3 separate regions of the Homo sapiens genome follow, and all the other regions are linked to region 3. Evidence: chromatin loops called from intact Hi-C (ENCODE). Cell type or tissue: endothelial cell of umbilical vein. All regions are shown on one strand. Links, peaks and the distances in the headings refer to the core of each region. The heading gives the core; the rest is flanking DNA.

Region 1 (8,399 bases), core at 61-8,060, 110 kb after region 3:
AAAATAACCAAATGTTCATGAGTGAATAAACAAAATATGGTATATCCACACAATGGAATATTACTTGGCAATTAAAATAAATGAAGTACTAATACATGCTGACACACAGATCAATCTTGAAAGCATTATGTTAAGTGAAAGAAGCCAGACCTCAAAAGTCATGTATTATAATATTCCATTTATATGAAATGTCCAGAACAGACAAATCCATAGAGAGAGAAAATCGATTAGTGTTTGTTAGGGGCTGGAAGGGGTGGGAATAGTAGTAACTACTTATGAGTATTGGGTTTCTTTCTGGGGTGATGAAAGTGTTCTGGAATTAGATAGTGGTTATGATTGAACATTGTGAAAACACTAAAACCACATTGTGTATTTTAATTTGTATACTGTAAGAGGGCGAGTTTTATGGTATGTGAATTATATCTCAGTGAAGATGTCATTTAAAAATTATAGTGGTGGGAGGCCGAGGCAGGCAGATCACCTGAGGTCAGGAGTTTGAGACCAGCCTGGCCAACATGGTGAAACCCCATCTCTACTGAAAATACACAAATTAGCCAGGTGTAGTGGCACGCGCCTGTAATCCCAGCTATTTGGGAGGCTGAGGCATGAGAATCGCTTGAACCTGAGAGGCAGAGGTTGCAGTGAGCTGAGATCACACCACTGCACTCCAGCCTGAGGGAGAGAGTGAGACTCTGTCTCAAAGAAAAAAAAAATTATCTATCTATCTATAGTGGGACATCATCAGAATTAAGCAGAAGAATGGTATGATTTATGCTTTTAAAAAACGAGCTGCTATATGGGGTAGACTGGGGACCGAGGGAAAAGCAAGTGGAGACACCAGTCTGGAGATGGGAGCAGCAGTGAATGTGAAAAACCATGACGTCTAAGACTAATAACAGTGGTGGTGATGGAGACAAGGGGGAATAATTGAGATATATTTTGAAGGGTGAACCTACTGGATTACTTTTGGATTACACGTGGAGAGTGAGAGACTAGGAGGTATTAGGAATGATTCATAAGTTTCTAACTTGGACAACTAAATGGAGAGTGATATTCACCCTTTGAAAAAGTTCATTTTTGTTTCTCCAAAGCCCTATGAATAAGTCATACTCTAAACATTCAATAGATCAAGAAATCGAAGATTAAAAACTTGTTAGCCAGGTGCGGTGGCTCATGCCTGTAATCCTAGCACTTTGGGAGGCTAAGGCGGGTGGATTGCCTGAGCTCAGGAGTTCGACACCAGCCTGGGCAACATGGTGAAACTCCATTTCTACTAAAATACAAAAAATGGGCTGGGCGCAGTGGCTCACACCTGTAATCCCAGCACTTTGGGAGGCCGAGGCAGGCAGATCATGAGGTCAGGAGATCAAGACCATCTTGGCTAACACAGTGAAACCCCATCTCTACTAAAAAAATACAAAAAAATTAGCCAGGCGTGGTGGCAGGCGCCTGTAGTCCCAGCTATTGAGAAGCTGAGGTAGGAGAATGGCATGAACCCAAGAGGCTGAGCTTGCAGTGAGCCAAGATCGCACCACTGCACTCCAGCCTGGGCGACAGAGTGAGACTCTGTCTCAAAAAAAAAAAAAAAAAAACCCAAAAACACAACAACAACAACAACAAAACTTAGCCAGGTGTGGTGGCGTATACCTGTAGTCCCAGCTACTCAGCAGGCTGAGGAGAAGAATTGTTTGAACCTGGGAGGCAGAGGTTACAGTGAGCTGAGATCGCACCACTGCCCTCCAGCCTGGGCTACAGAGCTAGACTCTGTCCCTCCCACCAAAAAAAAAACCCAAAAGACAGTTGTTAAACCGTTAAACCAATTTCTTCCCAAATCAAACAGCTAGAAAGGAGGGGGATGTCAGAGTTGGGACTCCTTTCTAATATGGAAGTTCATGTGCTTTTCACTGAGCAATTTGTTCCTTGTGTTCTCTCTAATAGGCCTGAAGATGTGCATTACATTAAGAATTTACATTTAAGAATATAACATTTACAGAAGATAAAAAAAATTTTTTTAAATACACTGATGTACACTTTTTGCTTTAAAAAAAAAGATGGATATGCGGAAATTTGTAGCCTGATTGTTGACTAAGTTGAGGAATCTTTTGCTATGTAAGAAAATAAATTCCACAGTTCAGTGGGTTAGATACACAATTTTTGGATTTGACAGCTAAAATTATTTGTTCCCTCTGAATGCTGGTTTTTTTTTTTAAGTGCTTTTCTTGGCTTGGTATAACTGGCCTCTATTATTAATGTCCACATTCACTTTTGGACTAATATTTCATTCTTAGGCAAACCAATGTCATTAAAATAGAAGAAAGAGCTCTTATAGAGGCTCTACTCTGCTCCCCAGGTATCAAAGAAGGGCATCTTCAAGAGGGAAATTAGAGTGAGAATTCAGAGAATTGAAAAAGTGAGGAAAGTATAAGGGAAGAGTTTCTCAATCTTTTTTTTTTTTTTTTTTTTTTTTTTTTGAGATGGAGTTTCGCTCTTGTTGCCCAGGCTGGAGTGCAATGGCGCAATCTCAGCTCACTGCAACCTCCGCTTCCTGGTTCAAGTGATTCCTGCCTCAGCCTCCCAAGTAGCTGGGATTACAGGCACGTGCCACCACGTCTGGCTAATTTTTTGTATTTTTAGTAGCGATGGAGTTTCACCATGTTGGCCAGGCTGGTCTTGAACTCCTGACCTCAGGTGATCCACCTGCCTCAGCCTCCCAAAGTGTTGAGATTACAGGCGTGAGCCACCGTGCCTGGCCAGTTTCTCAATCTTTTTAAACCTTTGCCCTCTTAGATAAAACTGCACTTCAACTTCACACATGCTCCATCCTCACCCAGCTGAGATTCTGACATAGATTTCCAGGGTCATATCATCCTCAGTGGTTTGCTGCCAGCCAAGATTCATGAAACTTCACATTTGGCACTTTGTATTACTTTAAAATTTTCCAGTAGAAGTTTGTGTTAGGATATTTAACATGGCTTTTTGAATGACACTCCACCTCTGCCTCTCCAGTCCTGCAACAAAGAGAGCACTTCTCTTCCTTTGTCATTTTCCCTGTGGTCTCTTAGGACACGCTAGGTCCCCTGCTTCTCTTCTTATATCCTCTCCTCTCCCCAAGGGGAGTTTCTTCTGCATATTCATAGTTTCTGCTCCTTCTTTTCCTTGGCTTGGCCATCCTGGACACAAACCTAGTTGTGATGGCAGCACACTCCATGGAGCTGGTGAGAGCCCCACCCCTTCTGAGTTGGGACAGGAGCTCCCCGGGTGCTGCTATAGCCGCCCAATGCAGCTGCAGACCCAGGCCTCCTGCTCTACAGAGCAGGCAGGAACCCCACTCTCCTGGGTGGGGCTACAGGAACCCAAACTGTAGCTGTGGATTCATCTGAGCCTCCCTGTGCTCTTGGGGGAGGGCTGGCAGCAGGCAGGATCTGCCTTTCTGGGTGAGGGTGTGGCTGCAGCCACCCTCCTAGATGCGGGAGCCAGGTGTCTCTGCAGCCTGCACCCTCAGCAGCCCCAGGAAGGACCCCCTCCGCTGCCCTGAGCCACCCACTCCTCTGAGCTGTTCTAACACTAAATAAAACTCTTCTTCTCCACCCTGCGCTTGTCTGTGTACCTCATTCTTCCTAGATGCAGGGTGAGAACTCGGGCAAAGGTGCTTCGGCCGCAGAGGTTTCCCACCAGAAAAATTGACACCCCAGAGATCCTGTAACACTTGGACATCAGTGTCTGCATCCTTTTGTTTTCTGTTCTTTCTCCTGCTAAGTGACCCCTTTTCTTGTTACTTTTCCATTCAAGCTGCTGGCAGAAAGAAGCTGTCTGGCCATGTTCAGGCTAGAAGTCACAGTCAGCTCATACCTGCCTAGGTCAGAGGCTCCATCCGGTCCCACATCCATAAGAGGCTGGTGGAAAACATGCTGCCTAACCCCACCACTTTGACAAGTGGATGTCAGTGGGCAGGGCCCATGGAGCCTGCTCAGCAGAGCACTGTTGTTCCTGGAGGCCATGCTGACTGCAGCAGTCAAGGCTTTAGCTGCTTTACCAGTGCTCCCCTCCAGAGCTCCGTGGCAGGGTGAGTCATGCTGTGGGAATCTCACACTGGAAATGGCCAAAAAGCTTCTATTTGCTTCAGTGTTAGTTTCTTTCTTTCTTTTTTTTTTTTTTTGAGATGGAATCTTACTATGTCACCCAGGCTGGAGTGTAATGACTCGATCTTGGCTCACTGCAACCTCCGTCTCCTGGGTTCAAGCAATTCTCCTGTCTCAGCCTCCTGAGTAGCTGGGACTACAGGAGCCTGCCACCACACCCAGCTAATTTTTTGTATTTTTAGTAGAGACGGGGTTTCGCCTTGTTGGTCAGGCTGGTCTCGAACTCCTGACCTCAGATGATCCACCTGACTCGGCCTCTCAAAGTTCTGGGATTATAAGCATGAGCCACCACGCCTGGCAATGTTAGTTGGTTAGCCTGAGGAAACTGACACTTTTCTGAGGGGTAGCTAGCATGGCAAGAAATTAAATGAGCATTCTTCTTCTTCTTTTTTTTTTTTTTTTTTGAGACGGAGTCTTGCTCTGTTGCCCAGGCTGGAGTGCAATGGCGTGGTCTAGGCTCACTGCAACCTCTGCCTCCCAGGTTCAAGCTATTCTTCTGCCTCAGCCTCCCGAGTAGCTGGGACTACAGGTGTCTGTCACCGCGCCTGGCTAATTTTTTTTATTTTTAGTAGAGAGGGGGTTTTCACCATGTTCGCCAGGCTGGTCTCGAACTCCTGACCTCAAGTGATCTGCCTGCCTCGGCCTCCCCAAGTGTTGGGACTACAGGTGGGAGCCACCGCTCCCAGCCAAAATGAACATTCTTTAATATTGCTATGACCTTAAATCCTCATCTGGTATTCCTTACTGTGATAAGGTGGGGGCCAGCTGGGCCACCACATATAGCTGTGTAGGTTGTGACTTGCGCAACTCCAGGCCGTCCCTTTTCACATTAGCATCTATACCCTAGCCTTACTTTTATCCCCCAGGCCATTCCTACTTTTCCAGCCACATGGAAGAGAGAACATAAGCAAAAAAGAAGTCTCATCCTTCTCCTCGTTCCTCCCATTGAAAGGTCCTTCTCCCTTACATGCACCACGTGGCCCATTGCATGCTCTCTGTGCTGTGAGTGTGTCCTGGGCCTAGAGTAAAAAACGTTTCGTTTTTGGAAGTGAATTAAGGAAGTGCGCTCGAGTGGCTTCTTGACTTTAGTATCTGGGAAAGTTATCTTCCTAGAGGTGATGAAGGTGCTAAAAAGCAAAGTGGAAGATATGTGGATAACATACCTGACATGCTTTTAGCCCTGCCAGCCCTGACATAGGAACAATCACATTACCATTAATGTGAGGACAAGCAGCCTGAATCAGTGTGGCCCAGGATAGACATGACCTAATTTGGAAGCTAAAATGTTGTTTTACAAAAAGGCCTGAGGCTCTCGTATCCCTCCTCTCCAGCATCGTCAGTTCCTTTAGAAAAGAGAAAGGCAAAGGTTGATGGGAATGCTAGTGGAAATGGAATCAGGTTAGCCTGGAAAGAATTCTATGCTTCCTTTGCACTATTTTATGTACAGTATCTGTGTCTGTTTGGTTGACAACAAGGAAGGAAGTTGCTTCTCCCTATTATTCCTTATCAGTTCACATGTCTCTGTTCCCTGAACATTCCCAGTACTTTCTGCCTCAGCTATAAAGTTCTCTGCTTTGAATTCTGCCATATTCAATGCTTAGCAAAATACAATACAAAATTCTTTGAATTCTGCTAATTCAATGCTTAGCGAAAATGTAAAAAACTTTTTTAGTATAAAATCTTAAAAAGTACTCAATACTACTTAAAAAAGAGAGAAAATAGAATAGTATAATAATATCATACGTCCAGTAGTGGGTTGAAAATGTTATGCCCATGTCCTGATGCTGAAAATTTATGAATGTGACTTTATTTGGAATGAAGGTCTTTGCAGATATAATTAAAGATCTGACAATGAGATCATCCTGAATTATCTAGTGGGCTCTAAATTCAATGATAAGCATTCTTATAAGAGACAGAAGCAGAGAAGACACAGACACAGAAGAGAAGGCCATGTGATCACGAGAAATGGATTGGAGTTATGAGCCCGAGCCCATGGCCAAGAACCCTTGAGGCCACCAGAAGCTGGAAGAGGCAGGAAGGATTCTCCCTTAGAGCCTTCAGAGGGAGCAAGACCCTGTTTTGATTTCAGACCTCTGGCTTCCAGAACTGTGAGACAATAAGTTTCTGTTGTTGTAAGCCCCCCAATTTGAGGTAATTTGTTACAGCAGCCTCAGGAAATGAATACATCATCACCTAGATTCAAATTCACTATTTTGCCACATTTGCTTTACTTCTGTCTCCCTCCCTCACTCCCTCCTTCCCTCCCTCCCTCCCTTCTTCCCTTCCTTTTTTCCTTCCTTCCTTCCTTCCTTCCTTCCTCCCTCCCTCCCTCCCTTCCCCCCTCCCTTCCTTCCCTTTCTTAATGAAGTGTTTTAAAGCAAATTCCTAGTATTATATAATTTAACTCCTATATACATCTACATATATCTCAGAATTTACAAGCATTTAAAAATGTAACCCCAATGCCATTATAACAACCAACTAATTAACTAACTAAAAATAAGTATCTGGTATCTAAAATATCTTTTAATATTTCTCTTTAACACTATCTCTGAATCTTACTAGATTTTCACTCCTCTTTGAATTTTCCTATATTTTTGAGCTATCTTTCTAGAAAGGAACTGCCTAGGATTAAATGCACCATTACAGGTTTGGGCTTCTATGTGTATGGATGGCAAGTATCTCAATGTTCTTCCTCACTAATGGTGAAAAATTTTTGGAATTCTTTCTCTAGCTAAAAATAAAGATTTACTTTTTCCTTTACAACATTAGCTTTTGTCTAGGATTGACATTCAGAAGTCCCACTTCAAAGTCATTTGGGAGGTGGGTGAAAATAAAGTCACAGAACAGAAAAGCAAACTGGATTCTAATATTTTTGCCCCAAATTTATAAGAATTTAGCTGTGAAAAATGAAATACCAAAAAAAGGTGAAAACCAGGAAGTTATTCTAAGTTGGCTTTTAAGTGATTCTATCACAAGTTTCTCCTTTCTGTGAGAAATTTCTTTTTTTTTTTTTTTGAGACAGAGTTTTGCTCTGTGGCCCAGGGTGGAGTGCATTGGTGGCATGATCTTGGCTCACTGCAACCTCCACCTCCCAGGTTCAAGGTATTCTTTTGCCTCAGCCTCCCAAGGAGGTGGGATTACAGGTACCCACCACCACGCCCGGCTAATTTTTGTATTTTTAGTGGAGACAGGGTTTCGCCATGTTGGCCAGGCTGGTCTCCAACTCCTGACCTCAGGTGATCCACCCGCCTTTGCCTCCCAAAGTCATGGGATTACAGGTGTGTGCCACTGCACCCGACGGAGAAATTTCTCTTAACATTTTAAAAGTGCCAAATGTTATGCTCTGAATAATTGTGTTTGACAGTCCTTTCAAAGAGATATATGGTGCCCAATGAACTGTATTTCAGTGCTTTCTGTTATAGAGGCATATAGCCTTTTGGCACTTTACCTGTGTTCCCCAAATTGCTTTTCTCTTTTAAGGACGTTACTATTGATCATGTCCCTCATCCCTAGTAAAAGGAGTGAAAGGAAAATCATTGATACATGTTATAAAAAGGGTGTACTGGCATCTCTTTAGGTGACATGGTGTGAGTGGTACAGGTCGAATCCTTTGCCTGAAAATTACACTGCCTGTCTCCTAGGTTATTACCTTAGAAGCTTCTTTGTTCTAAGGCATGCTTTGTCAAAATTTAATACTCTTTAGAAAGAGTGTGCCTTTGCATGTGCTGAAAAATGTTGGTGTTGTGAACATGAGCGTCGAGGCTTCGGTGGCTGACCATGAGCTGAGAGCTAGATGTGTAAAACTGGGGAATGAATATTTTGGGGAGACAGACGAGGTAGTGCCATCATGATGGAAGAAAGGCAGCCTGAATAACGAAGAAGTGTGAAGGTACCAAGGATAAAACCCTCCAGCCTCCTTTCCCATTGTTCCTCCTTCAAACCCTTGCGTCCCTAGGCTCAGGGCTGACTTGGGCACTGGGACAATTGCTGAATGCTGAGCTTTTCTGTCTGTAAGCAGTGGAACTACATCATTTGAAGTGGGCTTAGTCAGATCTTGAGATCTAGCCAAGTGACTCTGCCTCCCTTGTCTCTCTTTATATATCATATATTTCATGAATGGTTCTCTTTCAACAAGGAAGCTACCTCTCCTTCCTGTAGACTTTGAAGCCCTTGATTTGTGCCCATGAACTTGTTTGTTCATGCTTAAATGAAACCCTTGGCAGAGTAGACAAGCTTGTTCCCAGTCTCTTTTCCTGG
Region 2 (8,399 bases), core at 289-8,288, 65 kb before region 3:
AATCACTTTTTTACTAATACCCACCGTATCCTCCTGGACATTACAACAAAATATATGTGACAAAAAAATAAAAACTAGTCTCTCTGATTTCCACTAAATATATACATGTGATTTCAAATATAGTCAACTTCTTTTAGTTACAGTTATTTTTGGCAGATAAAATAGAATTCAAATTTATCATATTTAGTAAAGTTTTATTCATAATTGGAAAAGAAAAAATCTGAGAAAAACAACATAAAAAATTGAAAATGATTATACTACGTTTCTGAAAAAATTTTTCATTCTCCATGTATTTTTACAAATTTACACAAGATTGGAGTCTAGAGAGACTGGAATACATTTTATTACTATGGCTTTGTGTCTCAAAGACAATGCATTCTGTTTTAAGACAAGAAATAATGAACATTTTCCCATCTCTACAAATATACATCAACATTAGCATTTTTAACAGGAGCTCAGCTTTCCATTGTATGAATAATGGATGCAATCAGTTCCCTACTATGGATATTTAGATTATTTCCTTTTATTTTTCTGCAATGTTTATTCTTACATGTTTACCTCTGTGCAGTTTCCTATTGACTTTACTAGGCAAAACTTCAAAAAATCAAATCTCCAAGTTCTCTAAAAATGCATTGGTCTCTACTTACAACACTCTCAACAACAATCCCTGTGATCATTCTTCTTAGTTCTGACTGAGTCAGTAGGAAAGAAAAGCCTCTTGTTTGGATAATTTTTCTTCTATTTATTGTTCATTTGTATTAACACTTTAGTAAGTTGACTATTTAAGTCCTTGCGCTAGCCATTGCTTTTCTTCTCATTAATTTTAAAATCCTCATTACATATTGAGGATATTAACCACTGGTCTATCTTATATGTTATAAATATTTTTTCCCAGTCTGTCATCTGCCTATCGGTCTTACCTTATTCTTGGTCATACGAAAGCTCCTGGTCTTTCATATTCAAATCTTTTCTCTTTTCCTTCATGATTTCTGCCTATGATATGTGCTATGCCTCACAAATCCTTTTTCACCCCCAAATTATATAGAACTCACCCATATTTTCTTCTAGTTTTATTTTTGTTATTATTTATTTTAGTTATTTTGGAGACAGGATCTCGCTTTGTGTCCAGGCTGGAGTGTGGTGGCGGGATCACAGCTTATGGCAGCTTCAAATGACTGGGCTCAGGTAATCCTCCTGCATCAGCCTCCCAAACAACTGGGATTATAGATGTGCACCACCACTGTTTTTACAATTTGACTTTCAAACCTGAGTTTTACTTCTTACCAGCTATGTGACACTGGGAAGGTTCCCAGTTTATCGGTAAAATAAGACTAATAGTTGCTACCTAAGTGGGCTACTGGGATGGTTTAATAAACCAATATAGGTAAAGTACTTACCATAGTGCGTGGCCAGTATAAATCTAGAATATATTTTAGTTATTATCTATTATTATCATCTCTTAAGTCTTTAATCAACTATAATTCATTTTACTGCAAAGAAAAATTATCTAGTTATTTTTCCTTCAGATGGCTCCTTCATTTTTGCAACAATTTTGTGGCATAATCCAATTTCAAAGATAAAAGGAAAAAGGTCAGGTGTGGTGGCTCATGCCTGCAATCCCAACAGTTTGGGAGGCTGAGGTGGGAGGATCTCTTGAGGGCAGGAGCTCAAGACCAGCCCAGGCAAAATAGTGAGACCCCTATCTCTACAAAAAATAAAAAATTAGCCAGGTATGAGCCGGGCATGGTGGTTCATACCTGTAATCCCAGCACTTTGGGAGGCCAAGGTGGGTGAATCACGAGGTCAGGAGATTGAGACCAACCTGGCTAACATGGTGAAATCCCATCTCTACTAAAAATATAAAAAATTAGCTGGGCATGGTGGCGGGTGCCTGTAGTCCCAGCTACTCGGGAGGCTGAGGCAGGAGAATGGCGTGAACCCGGGAGGTGGATGTCGCAGTGAGCCGAAATCGCGCCACTGCACTCCAGCTCAGGCGACAGAGCGAGACTGCGTCTCAAAAACAAACAAACAAACAAACAAACAAAAAAACAAAATTAGCCAGGCATGGTGGTGGAGGATTGTTTGAGCCTAGGAGGTTGAGGCTAGAGTGAGCCACGATCGTGCCACTGCACTCCAGCCTGAACGACAGAGCAAGACCCCATCTCTTAAAACAAAACATTAAAAAGAAAAGATACTTGTTCTTAGAAAGATTTCTGAAAGGAACCAATTATCGCTATTTTTCTAGCTCCCACAGAGGTCCCATTTAAAAAATATTACCGACCAAATATGATGGTGGTGACTCTCACATTTAAGGGGGTGGAGGACAGAAAGGGTGGGGTGTGTGTTTGTGTGTGCATGGACATGATGAGATGAAGGAACAGTATCATTACTGGGGCCAGGGTATGCTAATCCATATTGTCTATTATAAGAAAAATACTTTCTTTTTTTTTTTTTAACACTGAGAAGGGTACAGGGAAAAAAAAAACCCAATATAAAAAACTATATCAGCAAAACTGTGAGTGGGACAGGTTCTAGAGTTCCCCTTATTCTGCCCTTCTGGTGCCTTTTCAGCTGTGTGAACTCGTGGCCGGAGTTATACTTAACCAATTCTTCGGTTTGGTGACCTTCAGGGCACCACTGGTATAGGAAAAAGAACGATAAAAAAGGCCAAATTGTCAACCAAAGCCTAAAAAGGCACTATGACTGTTGATACAGTCTCTGTCCTCTCTTGCAATCAGCTGTCAGTGAAACACAGATGATGGCTACACTTCATTCTGCAATAGAAAATATGAAATATCAAGAACCCTCATATGGTCTCTTGAAGAGACCCTAGTTTATCCAAAAGACCGAAGGATTTTTGTTTTTTTTGTTTTGTTTTGTTTTTGCTTTGTTCACTTCTATTTTTTAAACACAACAGTCCCTTTTCTCAGCATAGGAAAAGACGACTTGCCAACTGCTTTTTGAACCTCAGTTCATGAAAAAAGGAGCTGTTTACGCTGAGTGGTGGGAATCAGGGAATTCAAACAGTGCATGGGTGGATCCCATAAAAGACGCAATATCTCCACCCTAAACGTTTTCCGACTAGTTTACACTCAAATAGAATGAGGTGCTATTTGTCTAGGGGAAAGCATACCAGCCCATAAACGAAGGTTCGTTAAGTCCCGTGGGAAGCAGGAGGATCTATGAGTATTTGTTTCTATCCCAGACAATCCGAGCAGAGCCATAACATTGTCAAATCCAAGAGGCCTGTGACTTTTCAGCAGAACCGATGCCAAAAAGGCGGTGGCCACTCTGCAGATGTTAGCTCCACATGCCTGGTGCAGCAAATTCACAGGGCAAGCCTGACCTCACTTGTTAATAACCATGACCACAATGCCAATTTCCTCTGGGGTTTATGATTAGACCTTCTATAATCATGTGAACAAGTCTTAAAACACAGGCATGCCCAAAGTAACCCATAACACAATGTCAGAACAACAGAGAGAGCTCCTGTATGGAATTTCTACAAGCAAAGTCACAGACCTGAGTCACCCAACCCTGAGTCACATACGATATGAATCTTTTTCTTTTTTGAAAGAGATAGGGTCTTGCTCTTCCACCAGGCTAGAGTGCAGTGGTGTGATTATAGCTCACTACAGCCTCTAACTCCTCGAGGTTCAAGGAATCCTCCTGTTTCAGCCTCCTGAGTAGCTAGGACTACAGGTGTGTGCCACCACTTATGGCTAATTTTTTATTTTTATTTTTTAGTAGAGATAAGATCTTGCTATGTTGTCTGAGCTGATCTTGAGCTCCTAGCCTCAAGTGAGCCTCCCACCTTGGCCTCACAAAGTGCTGGAATTATAGTCATTGTACCCAGCCTGACAGAGATCTTTGAAAAGCTAACACCCTTGGGTGTCCACACTTGTGCATAATCTGTCCCTACTTAGAACAGCAGCAATAGGCTCAAAGCCACCATGTGTGTGTACTGGGAGATGGGTAACCAAGGCAAATCTCTTTCTATAGCAAGAAAGAAACCAGGGATGGAAGGAAAAATGCAGCTATCATTCCTACACCCAACATCTGATGACTGAAGAGGCACAGGATAAAAGAGTCACAGTGGGCTGTGTTCTAGAAAGTGAGAGAATGAAATGGGAGGATATACGCCCTATCTTGTTTAAAATCTGCATTAAACAAGGCAGACACCTATGGCCCATGGCTGAATAAAACACTAAGCATGGTGATGCACAGATCAGACCTGGCATATGCACAGAGTATTTCTTGTTTTTCTAAAGTAACTACATAGAAAAGCATCCAATATTTGAACACGATCAATAATTTCATCAGTTTAAACTGAGCCCCCAGTTTTCCTTCCTTTCCCTATCTCTTCTCTTTGGAATCAGAGTAGAGAGAGAGAGGAAAAAAAAAAAATAAAGGCTGGGCTCACTATTTATGACTTGGAATTCCTGGGCCTACTCATTTGTGAGGGTGTTTTTTCACTTCTAAACAGGGCTGACAGGCACAGCGATTTTGATGAGTCTGGACTTGGCAGGTGGCCCAGCTCCAAATCAGAGCACCTGGACAGCGCAAGACCAGACAGGTTCTTCTCACATACCTGAAGGGGTGAAGAATGCCCAGCTTGGATGAGGTTTAAATAAATTCCTTTCTCAAAAATCTTTGGTGTATGGAAGTGCAGCTTTCAAAAATTCTCATATGTAGTGATTTCAAACCTGGTTTAAGTTAAATGACCAAAAACTACAGAGTTCAGATAAAGAAACTGAAGCTGTAAGGCTTGACTTGGTATTGCTAGATTTAAGTTTTAATCAACTACAGAAAAGTCTACCATTGAGGTGCCTGGTAAGAAGATCCCAAGAAACCAGGCCATGAGGGTAATAGACCACGGACACATTTTCCACTGTAGCATTCAAAAGCTATCAGTGTTAGTCTGGAAGTCTGGCTTGCAGCATGGCACGGCTGACTCATCCAGATGGATGTTTCCACCACAGCAACAGCACTGGGGCTGGCCATGAGCATGGTCTTTTTTTGTTGCTGGACACAGTGGCTGATTCACCAAGGAGGAGGTCATGCAACCACTGCCCTGGGCACTGGTCTCGAGAATGAAGAAAGAATATAAAGCCACTCACCTGTGAAGAATGTCTTACAGAGAATGTGTGTTGGAGTCATACAGGAGGGTGTTTCCCATAAAATAACTGCTGACAAAGTAAACCTTCATTTCTATCTTATTTGATGGTGTTTTACACCCCCTCTCTCTGACAAAGAAGCAGACCCAACTCAACATCTCTTCTGGATTGTGGGCTGCACAATATTTATAGTATTTGAGGCGAGGTTAAAACAAAGCCCAAACCAAATATAAGGATCCTAGAGAACTTCTGACAGGAGTGAGGGTAACTTTAGTAGTATTCCTGGCTAGGTTCTAAGCCAGAGCACTTCAATATGACTTCCTTAGGAGTCATATTGAATGACTCTTCAGGATGAGAGAGGAGAGGAGCACCATAGGCTGGAGTAGAATCCATAAAATTTTCACCAGCATACATGTCATTAACTAACATCCACATTTACCAATGCTTTCAGTGCTCTCATAGGGAGCAGGGCTTCGCTAAACCTCAGTTTTCTTATCTGTAAAATGGGGGCAGTAATAGTTTCTACCTGACTGGGTGCTTTGACAATCTTATCACCTAGTGCATGTAGAGGGATCGGCACAGTGCTTGGGATTCAATGCTCAGGGTTGTACTATCTATTGCTATTGTTATTCACCCCTCTAAACACAAGTTAAATGATGTTTCTGGGTCCAACAAACACCCTAAGGAACAAATGTGGACAAAGAAAGGGAGGTATTGAAGAAAATGGGATTTGATAGGATAAAAAATAGGTGAGTAAAGGGGAGAACAAAAAAGCAGCGCATATATATATATATATATATATATATATATATATATATATATATATATTTACACACACACATATATATACACTTAAAAAAATTTAACACGATTAGCAAAGCTCATTTATTTTTTAACATCCTTTACAAGAAAAATTTTTCTTAACTGACCTTCTTATCCAATTCTCTGGATTACCCAACATTCTCTCTTCCATCTATGAAATGCCCCCTGCATGCTAAATCACCCCAGCTGGGAGGCTACTCTCTGGACTCTCACCAGCTGAGTTATGCTTGTACAAAGGGTCAGTTGTATTTGCTCCTAAACTGTTCTATGTCAGTTGTACTTCTCTGTAATTACATAATTTAATTAACAAATGCAAAAAAGAGGGCTGCTGATTCTAAGAAAACTCTAAATAGAATGCTTAGGAACAACTTGATAAAGGTGAGTCACCAAAAGAAATGACAAATTGAGTATGAGTGAGATAATTTATAAAAGACCATAAAAGAAAAACAAAAATCTGGGAGGATTTGGCATATTTTTTCATAAATGTTTTTTAAAATGGCATGCATCATTTATAATGAATCCCTACTTTAACAAACTGTTCAAGTAGCAACTACTAGCATTGCTCATAACTATAGGGAAAACTTTTATGGTTTAAACCCAATAGCTAACAATTATTGAGTGTTTCCTCTGTGCAAGGCACTTGCTGAGTGCTTCATATACATAATCTCATTTCAACCCACAAGATTTATAATAAGGAGGTGCTGTTATTATTGCCTACAGCCACACAGTTGGGAAGTGGCAGAGGCAGAATTTGAGCACAAGAAGTGTGACTCCAGAGCCTGTGCTTTTAACTACTAGAAAAAAGACTTCATTCAAACAGACCACCTGAATAGTAAAATAATGAACCAATACAATATGCTAGAACAAATTAATATTGTAGAACTCAGCTAAGAAATTGGTTCTATTTTGGCTACTGTTGGCTTTTAGAATGTAAATTTTGCTGCACAAATGTTTTGTCTCATTACGATTCTGGTTAGTTAAGTTAATATTTAGTTAAGCAATATGAAGCAGAAATCATTTCTAGCTCTGAGCACATAAAATCCCCCATGATGGGAACAGAATCAAACATGGCTGCTCTTCCCACTGCATTAGTCCACAGATTGGAGGTGCTCTTCTGTCCCCTCACAGTATAAAGCAATGCTAGCAGAATAAGAGGCAGATGTACAACCTTTCTCCTGAGTTGCAGGGCATTAACAATGCTCGAAGACACATGGCTTCAGCACATTTGAGCAACATGCCATATGGCAAGAACTGTTATATAATTTCTGAGTCAACAGTTTAGAATCTCTCAGGCCAGGGAATGTTCACATCCACACTGACCCCAGATATGCCACTACCAGACTGCTTTTTTTTTATTTTTGATATGAAGATTTCTGTAGAGCTGGGAAGAAAATAAAAACCAAAGTTACTGGAAGTCACTGTTATCTACTAACATGGCACATTTTAGAAATGTTAAAAAATGTATTGATTCATTGTCAAGAATGCTTTAATTGCAATCAGCAGTGACTTAAACATTTACAAAGACTGCTTTCAAGTTTATCAGTATTGACTATAATATACTAACTTATAATCTTAAATGTGGATCTGTGTACATCTGCATGTATATATGAAGTTCGGGAGAACATATGAGTTTATGTAGAAATGCCATGCTCCAGGTATCTAATTCTGCAGGTTATTTCTGTTTTTTTTTTTCATTAGCCCTTACACAGGGTTTTTGCTTCAAAATTCTTTTTGAAGCAAAAAAAAAATTTTTGCTTCAGAATTATCTGCCAGACAAACATTATTACAACTACCTAGCCAAAAGCTAATAGGAGGAAGAGATAATATATTTCAAATGTAAAATAATTCCTGGCTGGGCACAGTCGCTCATGCCTGTAATCTCAGCACTTTGGGATGCTGATCACTTGAGGTCAGGAGTTCAAGGCCAGCCTGGCCAACATGGTGAAACCCTGTCTCTACTAAAAAATACAAAAATTAGCCAGGTGTGGTGGCATATGTCTGTAATCCCAGCTACTCAGGAGGCTGAGGCAGGAGAATCGCTTGAACCCAAGGAGGCGGAGGTTGCAGTGAGCCGAGATCGTGCCACTGCACTCTGGGCGACAGAGGGAGACTCCCTCTCAAAAAAAAAAAAAAAAAAAAAAAAAAAAAAACACAAATAAATAAAATGTAAAATACCTCAAAGCATGATTCAATGCAATGTGAATGGCTTAACAAATAAGCCTTTAATTTGCCTCTGAAAAGTCCACTGGAACAGCTGTGTGGCCAACATAAAATGGCTGATTCATGTTTTATCAGAGAGCTGGAGGGGATCTGAGATCATTCCAGGCTGTATCTCCTCCTTTCACAGATGAAGAACAGAGACCCACAGAAATTATCCTGCCCAAGGTCTAGCAGTTTGTGGCAAAACCAGTTGTCATAAATCTCAGTACATTGCATTTTCTTTCCAAAGTGCTGACTCCT
Region 3 (8,399 bases), core at 291-8,290:
TCAACAGTATGTGCTTCAGTGTATGTGCACTGCATTTAAACAAAGTTTATCACCTCAACACTTAATAAAGAACATGTCTAATTAGCAGCAGTTATTCTGTGAGAATTGGGGGGCTACCAGAGTAATGACGAAGGCAAACAGTGTTATCTGTTGGAAGGGTTTTTCAGGAGTAAGGACACTAAAATGTCAGTTAGCTCTGGAAATTAGTTATTAATGAAGAGGATACTTGGCTAGGAGAGCAGCAAATCAGAAGGAAAATTTAGTTAGCAGTATAAATAGCTACAATTACTAAATATGTCAGTTACTACTAACCTGCCCCTAACCCAACTCTTAAAGAGAATCTGCTGTGCCCACAGCACCAGAAGAGGCAGCTGTATCTATGATGCTCTTATGTAAAATGCTCATCTTATAATGAAGATGTCAGAACCAGACATATAATTAAAGTAGTCATCATGTCCACGGTCCTACTAATTCTGAAAAGAAATGCATTGCTTATCTTGTATTAATATATAGAGTGACCAACATTCAGTTCTTGTAAACTTCCACGAATTCCTAAATTTATCTGTCTCCTGGTGCATTTCTTTATTTTTTTGAGGCAGAGTCTCACTCTGTCACCCAGACTGGAATGCAGTGGCACAATCTTGGCTCACTGCAACCTTCTGTCTCCTGGGTTCAAGTGATTCTCGTGCCTCAGTCTCCCGAGTAGCTGGGATAACAGGCACGCACCACCACACCCGGCTAATTTTTGTATTTTTAGTAGAGATGGTGTTTTGCCATGTTGGCCAGGCTGGTCTTGAACTCCAGCCTCAAGTGATCTGCCTGCCTCGGCCTCCCAAAGTGCTGGTATTACAGGTGTGAGCCACCATGCCTGGCCCCTGGTACGTTTCTTTAAAACACATGTAGGAGGTTTTTCTGATATTTAGAACAAAGTTTCACCAGCTGCTTCTCGGCTAGAAGGCATCCCCAATTATATACTCACTGGAAAAGCATCGGACTAATAAGAAGGAGACTGAAATTTTCTTTGACGTAAAAATTACTTATAATCTCAGAGTGTAATAAGTGGAGAATGTTTAAGTATATTAGGATATATTCAGATGATAAACAACTTGTAGCTACTATCTGAAAGTAGTTCCTTAAAATGTAATCAGAATCCAACAATTCCACTTCTGGGAATATACCCAAAAGAAGAGAAAGCAGGGACTGGGCGCGGTGGCTCATACCTGTAATCTCGGCACTTTGGGAGGTCGAGGCAGGCAGATCACTTCAGATCAGGAGTTCGAGACCAGCTGCGCCAACATGGTGAAACCTCATCTCTACTAAAAATACAAAAATTAGCCAGGTGTGGTGGTGCATGTGACTGCAGTCCCCGCTACTCAGGGGGCTGAGATGCAAGAATTGCTTGAACCCAGGAGACAGGGGTTGCAGTGAGCTGAGATCACACCATGCCCTCCAGACTGGGCAACAGAGCAAGACTCTGTCTCAAAAAAAAAAAAAAGTGAATGCAGGAACTTAAACAGATAAAAAGTGAATGCAGGAACTTGAACAGATATTTGCATACCAGTATTCATAGCAGGATTACTGACAACAGTCAAAAGGTGGAAACAACCCAAGTGTCCATCAGTGGACAAATTAATAAACAAAATGGGGTATATACTACAATGGAATATTATTCAGCCATAAATAGGAAGGGAAGTCTGATACATGCTACAACATGGATGAACATTATGCTAAGTGAAATAAGACAGACACAAAAGGATAAACACTGTATGATTCTACTTACATGAGGTACCCAGAGTAGTTAAATTCATAGAGACAGAAAGTAGAAGAGCAGTTCCCAGGGGCTTGGTTGGGGGTGGGGGACAGAAAATAAGGAGTTATTTAATGGGTATAGACTTTCTGTTTGGGATGATGAAGAAGTTCTGAAAATGAATAGTGGTGATGGCTGCATAACACTGTGAATGTATTTGATACCACTGAATTGTACACTTTTAAACGGCTAAAATGATCAATTTTAAGTATATTTTGCCACAATAAAAATATGAATCAGAGTACAATTAATTTCCCACCTCCATAATTGCTAGGTACTGAGACAGAGAAAAAGAGTGAGATTTCTCTCAGAGGCAATGGGATGGTGAGGATATGGGAGGCTGGTCCAGGCAAGAAGACTCTTGGAATAAACAAGCAACTTCCACCTGGCAGGCCTCTTGGCGTGAGCCCGTGCAGCACCAGAGCAGCACCCCCTACACTCCAGAGGCTGGCACCAGCAGACAGCAACAACACCCTGACCACTCACAGTCATCAGCCAGCTGATATGTGAAAGACAGGCTTCAGCAAGAGAAAGGCAGTCTAGAATCTTTCTGTCCTGTATACTGTGCAAAATCACACAGGCTGCGAGAAAATGCAATATATGAAAGCTGAAGACCTCCTGCAGAAATTTAGGTATCTACTTCCCAGGCTGGTTTAAGTATGGAAAAATAAACTGAAGTCTGTGAAGCTAGTCACCTGGGCCAACTCATCCCATCTTCATCAGACTTTGCACAGTACAGTTTCATGAACCAAAATGACTACCCCTCATGTGCATGCTTCTCTATAGCGTAGGTGTTTTGTGTGAACATATTTTTGGGGTTTATTTTCTAAAATGTTCAAAGTACTCCAAACCTGTCTCAGATGAAGTTCAAGGAAACCTTTCCACACCAGTTGGAATCAGTAACATGAGAGAATCTAGACACTCTCAGAGCCCTAAGGTGGTGGTGTCAGTGGATCCAGACAGCTACAGAACCTGGGAATACCAGGTGCTAGCCACATCAGAGGCCACCACCAAAGGGCAGAGGAGCCACAATGGGTTCTACTTCATGGACCAAAGTGCTGCAAAGGGATTGAGGGAAAAGGAAATCCGGAGTTCACTTTATTCTGCTGTATCTATTATGCTACAAGGAGACTACAAAGCAGTCAAATGCCTCACTATAAATACCTTCTCTTTGCTGCTCTGTATCATGCTGTCCAAGATAGTTTACCATTAGAACACCACAAAGTAAGAAACTGTATTTCCCTGCTTCAAGTAAGGTCACATGTGTTAAATGTCATCAGAATATAACCATGCAAAAAATTATGATGGTTAAAAAGATGTTCACAGAAAACACATAATAGAGGTCACATAAAGTCCTAAACTTCAACTTCAGAATACCTTTGGTCACATGAATCATTTAAACCTGAACTTAGAAAGAAAGACTGGTACATAATGGAAATGTATATTTCCATTATATAATGGAAAGAATTTAATGTAAGATCATAGACACTATAAATAACCTAAAAGCTAAACACAAGATTACAAACAATTTGATCATGTGAGCATTCCAGAATGAGCTCATGCCACAGCAATAACTCAAAAGAAAAGAATTTCTCAAAAAAAAAAAAAAAAAAAAAAAACAAAGGAGCTCTTTGAGAAAAAGGTACAGGATTCTCACAATTTGTTAAATCACTACCTGCTTTGTAAAGCATATTTTAGGCTAAAAACGAAATTCTTATCACCTGGCTTTACCTATGTGTGTGTGTGAGAGAGACAGAGAGAGAGAGACAAGGTGGGGGGCGCATGGGGAGGGCAGGGTCTCACTCTGTCACCAAGGCAAGGCTAGAATGCAGTGGCGCCATCATAGCTCATTGCAGCTTTGAATTTCTGGGCTCAAACAATGCTCTAGCTTCAGTCTCCCAAACAGCTAGGACTAGAGGTGTGTGCAGCACTCTCGACTATTTTTTTTTTTTTTGAGACAGAGTCTCGCTCTGTTGGCCAGGCTGGAGTGCAGTGGCACGATCTTGGCTCACTGCAAGCTCTGCCTCCCGGGTTCACGGCATTCTCCTGCCTCAGCCTCCCAAGTAGCTGGGACTACAGGCGCCCGCCACCATGCCCGGCTAATTTTTTGTATTTTTAGTAGAGACGGGGTTTCACCGTGTTAGCCAGCATGGTCTCGACCTCCTGACCTCATGATCTGCCCGCCTTGGCCTCCCAAAGTGCTGGGATTACAGGCGTGAGCCACCGCGCCCGGCCGCACTCTCAACTATTTTTGGTGGGAGGGAAGACAGGGTCTCACTATGTTGCCCAGGCTGATCTCAAACCCGACCTCAAGTGATTCTCCTGCCTCAGCCTCCCAAAGTGTTGGGGTTATAGGCGTGAGCCACCACACCTGGCCTGGTTTTACCTTTCTGACCTCCTCCTGTAGCAGGAATGAGGCACTACATGCAAACACATTAGCCAGTCTTCATGATGGCACTAATCCCACAACCAGACAACAGTCAACGGCACAGTTGAAAGACAGCTGACAAGAAGGGCAACTGTTACACAAGACTCACTGAACCTTAAGTCAAACAAACAGGACTAAAAATGGGGCTACAGTCTGCCTGCAATGCTTAAAAAGATATCATTTGTGAAGTGTATTATCCTTTTGCTCTCTGAAGGATAAAAGGACTTAACAGGTGACAAAACTTGGCCAAGTGCTACGGAAACTAGAAAGGAGAACAACATTACCCCTTTCCTGGAAAAAAAAGAAGCACAATTTATTTTGAAACTTTCATCAATATACATTAAACCATTTGGGAGTATTTACTTAGGAAGGAGATGAAAGAAGTACCAGCTTAGCGGGCATTGTGAAGCACCATGAGAATGTATAAGGGAGAGCTCACAAATGCCTAATTCCTTAGCTTCCTAATACAGGCACTGAACAAGAAGTAACAAATTCCTCAGGTGATAAATCATTTTTTAAAATAACGGATTCATGCATTTCCACAGAGACAGTAATTATTTTAATTTCCTGGAAACAGGGTAATAGGAAAGGAACTTACGTTATCAGGAAAAACAGCATTCAGAAGCTATCTTGCATTTGCTAAAGTTGCCTGACCTCAGAGTTCATACAAAGGCTGAGTGGTACTGCCAAATTAGCTGGGCAGGATGGAAGGTAGACTAGAAGAACCTGGATTTGCCACACTTTGCCATAACCTTCCCTGGGACAGAAAATCCAGGGAGTTAAGTAAGTTTCCACAATAGACCACAGGGCTGGGAAAAGAAAAGGGACAGTGGTGATCTCACTACCACTACCCTGGAGTTCAGAGGATTTTAACACGCTTCTAACAGGCTTTCTCAAGCATGAGTTCACTTGATCATTGTGAAAATCCAAACTGTTTACAGACCAATGTTCCCATTTACAGAATACGGTTTACACAAGGGGTTAAGGAACTTGCCTAGAATTTGGTAGACTCAGGCTTAAAAATTGTTCTCTGTATTCTAAGTGTTTTCTCCACTAATCAACATCCGGCAGGTTCATTTTTGATTAACAAAGGGCCTTCCTAAAATATCAATGAAACACACATATATGCATAATATCCTTGCTGTTCTTTCATGGGAAAACACCACATTCTTAAGGCTTTGTTTTTTATGTGTGATGTTACACACTTATTATTCCTAAAATGTTAAAGGCCAAACTGTGAGAGCTTTCACATAATAAAGTGCTATTTCTAGTGCTAGAGTTTTGTTCTTGGTTGACCAGTTTATTCTAAGGTCACGAGAGCTGGATTATCACTTTAGCTTTGTCTTATTTTGCTACCTTATACAAATTCTTTACTGTTCTTTCAGATTTTGATGAGATCTTCCTCTTTCAAATGGATATCAAACACAATTTGCACTCATGAAATAGTATTCCATGGAGTCTTAAGAGAAGTGATGTGGCATAAAAGAATCAATTCTAACTAATGGGGCTATTGAGTACCTATTGAACACTTACCATGTGTTTAGCACCATGTAGTAAAATAAGAAGTGATAAAGGTACCCTAAAAACTCACATGTTGGGAAGGCAAAATAAAAACCAGGGACACAAAATATTGCATTCTTGATGCTTTGTTCTTATTTATTTTTAAACTTTTTCTTAGAAATAGGATCCTGCTATGTTGCCTAGGCTGGTCTCAAACTCCTGGACTCAAGTGATCTTCCTACTTCAGCCTCCCTGGTAAGTGGGACTTCAGGCATGCACCACCTCACCTGGTTCCATGAAGCTCTGTGGTCATAAATGACAACATTGTAAGACTGGACAATAGAAGACAGTAACAACTGTGTGTTCATGACAGCGTAGGTATTAGAGCCTCAGAAAAACTTTTAAATGCGATTTCTTCTAATGATAATGGGAAAAAAATGCAGAAAGTATAAAAGAAAAATAAAGAGCCCCAGTAATCCCATTATCCAGACATAAGATAACTATTGTTAAACAATAATGGTAAATTTTCCTTCTAGATTTGTTTCTATGCTTCTGTTCCCCACAATGGTTCCCAAACTGTGGTCCCCAGACTAACAGCATCAGCATCACCTGGAAACTCACTGGAAAAGCAAATGCTTGAGCCCCACTGCAGACCTACTGAATAAGAAACTCTAGGGGAAGACACAGCAATCTGTGTTTTAATAAGCCCTCCAGGTGACTCCGATGTATGTCAAAGTTTGAGAACCACCGACACATGCTAGACACACACACAGATACACACACATAACTTTTCCCCTCCCAAATGGGGTTATGGTAGACATACTGTTTAAAATTTTACATCCATATTTGGCACCAGGCTTATATTTTGAAAATCACCTAAATATTGCATAAATACTGTATTGTATGCCCGAATGCCTTGTACATCGGTGAACAACATCACAAAATGCTTCATAGAACTAATGCAATTAAACACCAAGAGTCAGCCAGACTAAAGCATTGCTGGCTGAATAAACAAGTCATTTAGTAACGTTGCGACCTTATGAAATCCATTTTAGAAATTCTGCATAGTTGCATAAGGCTTTTAGATCTTCTTTCTAAAAAATAAGGAACATCTGCATTAGCTTCTTGATCCTGCCTGTGAATCTATTTTGGGGTTACTTAGAAACTTGCTTTTGTTTTCCAACATTCTGGCACTGAGCAAACAGTTCTCTGACCCACCAATCTGACACACCGGAACTGTCACCTCAACACCCTTGTATTTGCCTTCTCCCCACCCCACCACAGCACAGCACTACTGTACAGATTCCAGAAACGCTATGCAAGCTCCTACAGCTTGTATGCAGGCCAGAGGCCTTGACTCAGATAGCAGAGAGAGGGTTGAAGCGAGGAGGAAGTCTGTGAGAATGGAAAGAAAAAAAAAAAAAACTGGGGTAAGTGGCACCAACATCCCATGGAGATTTTGCTTAATTTGGCCAAATTATTTTTCCAGTTCTGGAATACATCCCTTTCCAAATCTCTGCCAACCCCAAGGAAATCACAATACGGTAAAGCAGAGGAAAAAGTCAAGCTTTTCATTTGCTCAAGGTCACCCAAAAAGCTTAATTAGAAAAAAAAATTAATTCACAGTAAGATAAGAATATCTAAAGTGTATCATTGTTTCTTTAAAAGAAGAGAAAGGCTCTGTGACCTCGGCCATATCCTTGAACCTTCCTGGGCCCAGTTTCTCTTCTATTAATAATGAAAAGAATGGCTGGAGAACATGAATTTAAGAGTTGTCAAGTGATGGGAACAAAGGAAACCCAAGAAAGTGCAGGTATAACATGATTTTACAGCACCTATAAAAGATGTACTGGTTGGCAATCTCTCCTCTTAACCAAGAAAGAGTGCATACCAACTGCATCTTTCTTTGTTAGAAACCTCCTGAGCTCCCTGTAGCCTCAACCTCCTGAGCTCAAGTGATACTCCTGCCTCAGCCTCCCAAGTAGCTGGCACGCACCACCACACCCAGCTCATTTTTTTTTTTTTTTTTTTTGTAGAGACAAGGTCTCACTATGTTGCCCAGGCTGGTCTCAAACTCCTGGACTCAAGTGATCCTTCTGCCTTGGCCTCCCAAAGTGCTGGGATTATAGGTGTGGGCCACAATGTTTTGGCCTTCCAGTATTCTTTGAATAAAGAAAATAATTAACTAAATGGGACATAAGAAGGAGTAGAAATCAGAATGATCAAACCAACAATTTAGATTTTTTTTTAAGTTTATTGATTTCCTGACACGGGAAAAATATTATGTACAGTTCCAAAAGCAACTACTTTAACAAGTTCTGATTCTAAGTATGAGTGAAATATAAACTTCCAATGCAGAAGCAATAGTGTGTTTCTGTGGTTCACTTTTACCTTCAACACAAAGCATTAGAAATGCCTTTCTTCTAATGGGAAATTTCAACTAGTTCGACCTGCCTGCCTAGCTCCCCACCAAAGCCTGGCACAGTGGCTTAATAATCACATTTATCTCAGCCAGCTCCTGGAGCGCCTTTCAAACATATCCCTTAGTCCTGCTTTTATCTTATTACAATGCAATGTAACTATGGAAACATAGGATTTCAAGTTATATTTTCTCTCACAGATAAAGAAAGCTGCCTTTTATAACTCAATTCAATCTAAATTGTG

Evidence for each region. Hi-C counts contacts between places; a loop is a spot of excess contacts. Peaks named below come from ENCODE experiments on the same cell type or tissue, not always from the same donor. Only the 100,000 strongest peaks of a DNase experiment are listed, where the experiment ranks them.
Region 1: a loop joins it to region 3, with 3 times the contacts of the local background. A loop is called at or near these places in 2 of 110 quality-filtered maps.
Region 2: it touches region 3 in a loop (3.0-fold over the local background); 13 of 110 quality-filtered maps call a loop at or near these places.

What each region holds. Positions count from the first base shown.
Region 1 is chr6:18,039,364-18,047,762 of GRCh38, forward strand. No RefSeq gene overlaps it. Among named protein-coding and RNA genes, the nearest start is that of KIF13A, 56 kb to the left of the region's middle. In endothelial cell of umbilical vein, for the core only: no CTCF peak of the experiment used is centred there; a DNase peak (open chromatin) is centred at 4,058.
Region 2 is chr6:17,860,932-17,869,330 of GRCh38, forward strand. The region is part of intron 4 of KIF13A (kinesin family member 13A); the gene reads right to left. Among named protein-coding and RNA genes, the nearest start is that of KIF13A, 120 kb to the right of the region's middle. In endothelial cell of umbilical vein, for the core only: no CTCF peak of the experiment used is centred there; DNase peaks (open chromatin) are centred at 3,440, 4,990 and 7,220; H3K27ac peaks cover 5,020 bases.
Region 3 is chr6:17,925,658-17,934,056 of GRCh38, forward strand. The region is part of intron 2 of KIF13A (kinesin family member 13A); the gene reads right to left. Among named protein-coding and RNA genes, the nearest start is that of KIF13A, 58 kb to the right of the region's middle. In endothelial cell of umbilical vein, for the core only: no CTCF peak of the experiment used is centred there; DNase peaks (open chromatin) are centred at 3,214, 4,864 and 6,994; H3K27ac peaks cover 5,118 bases.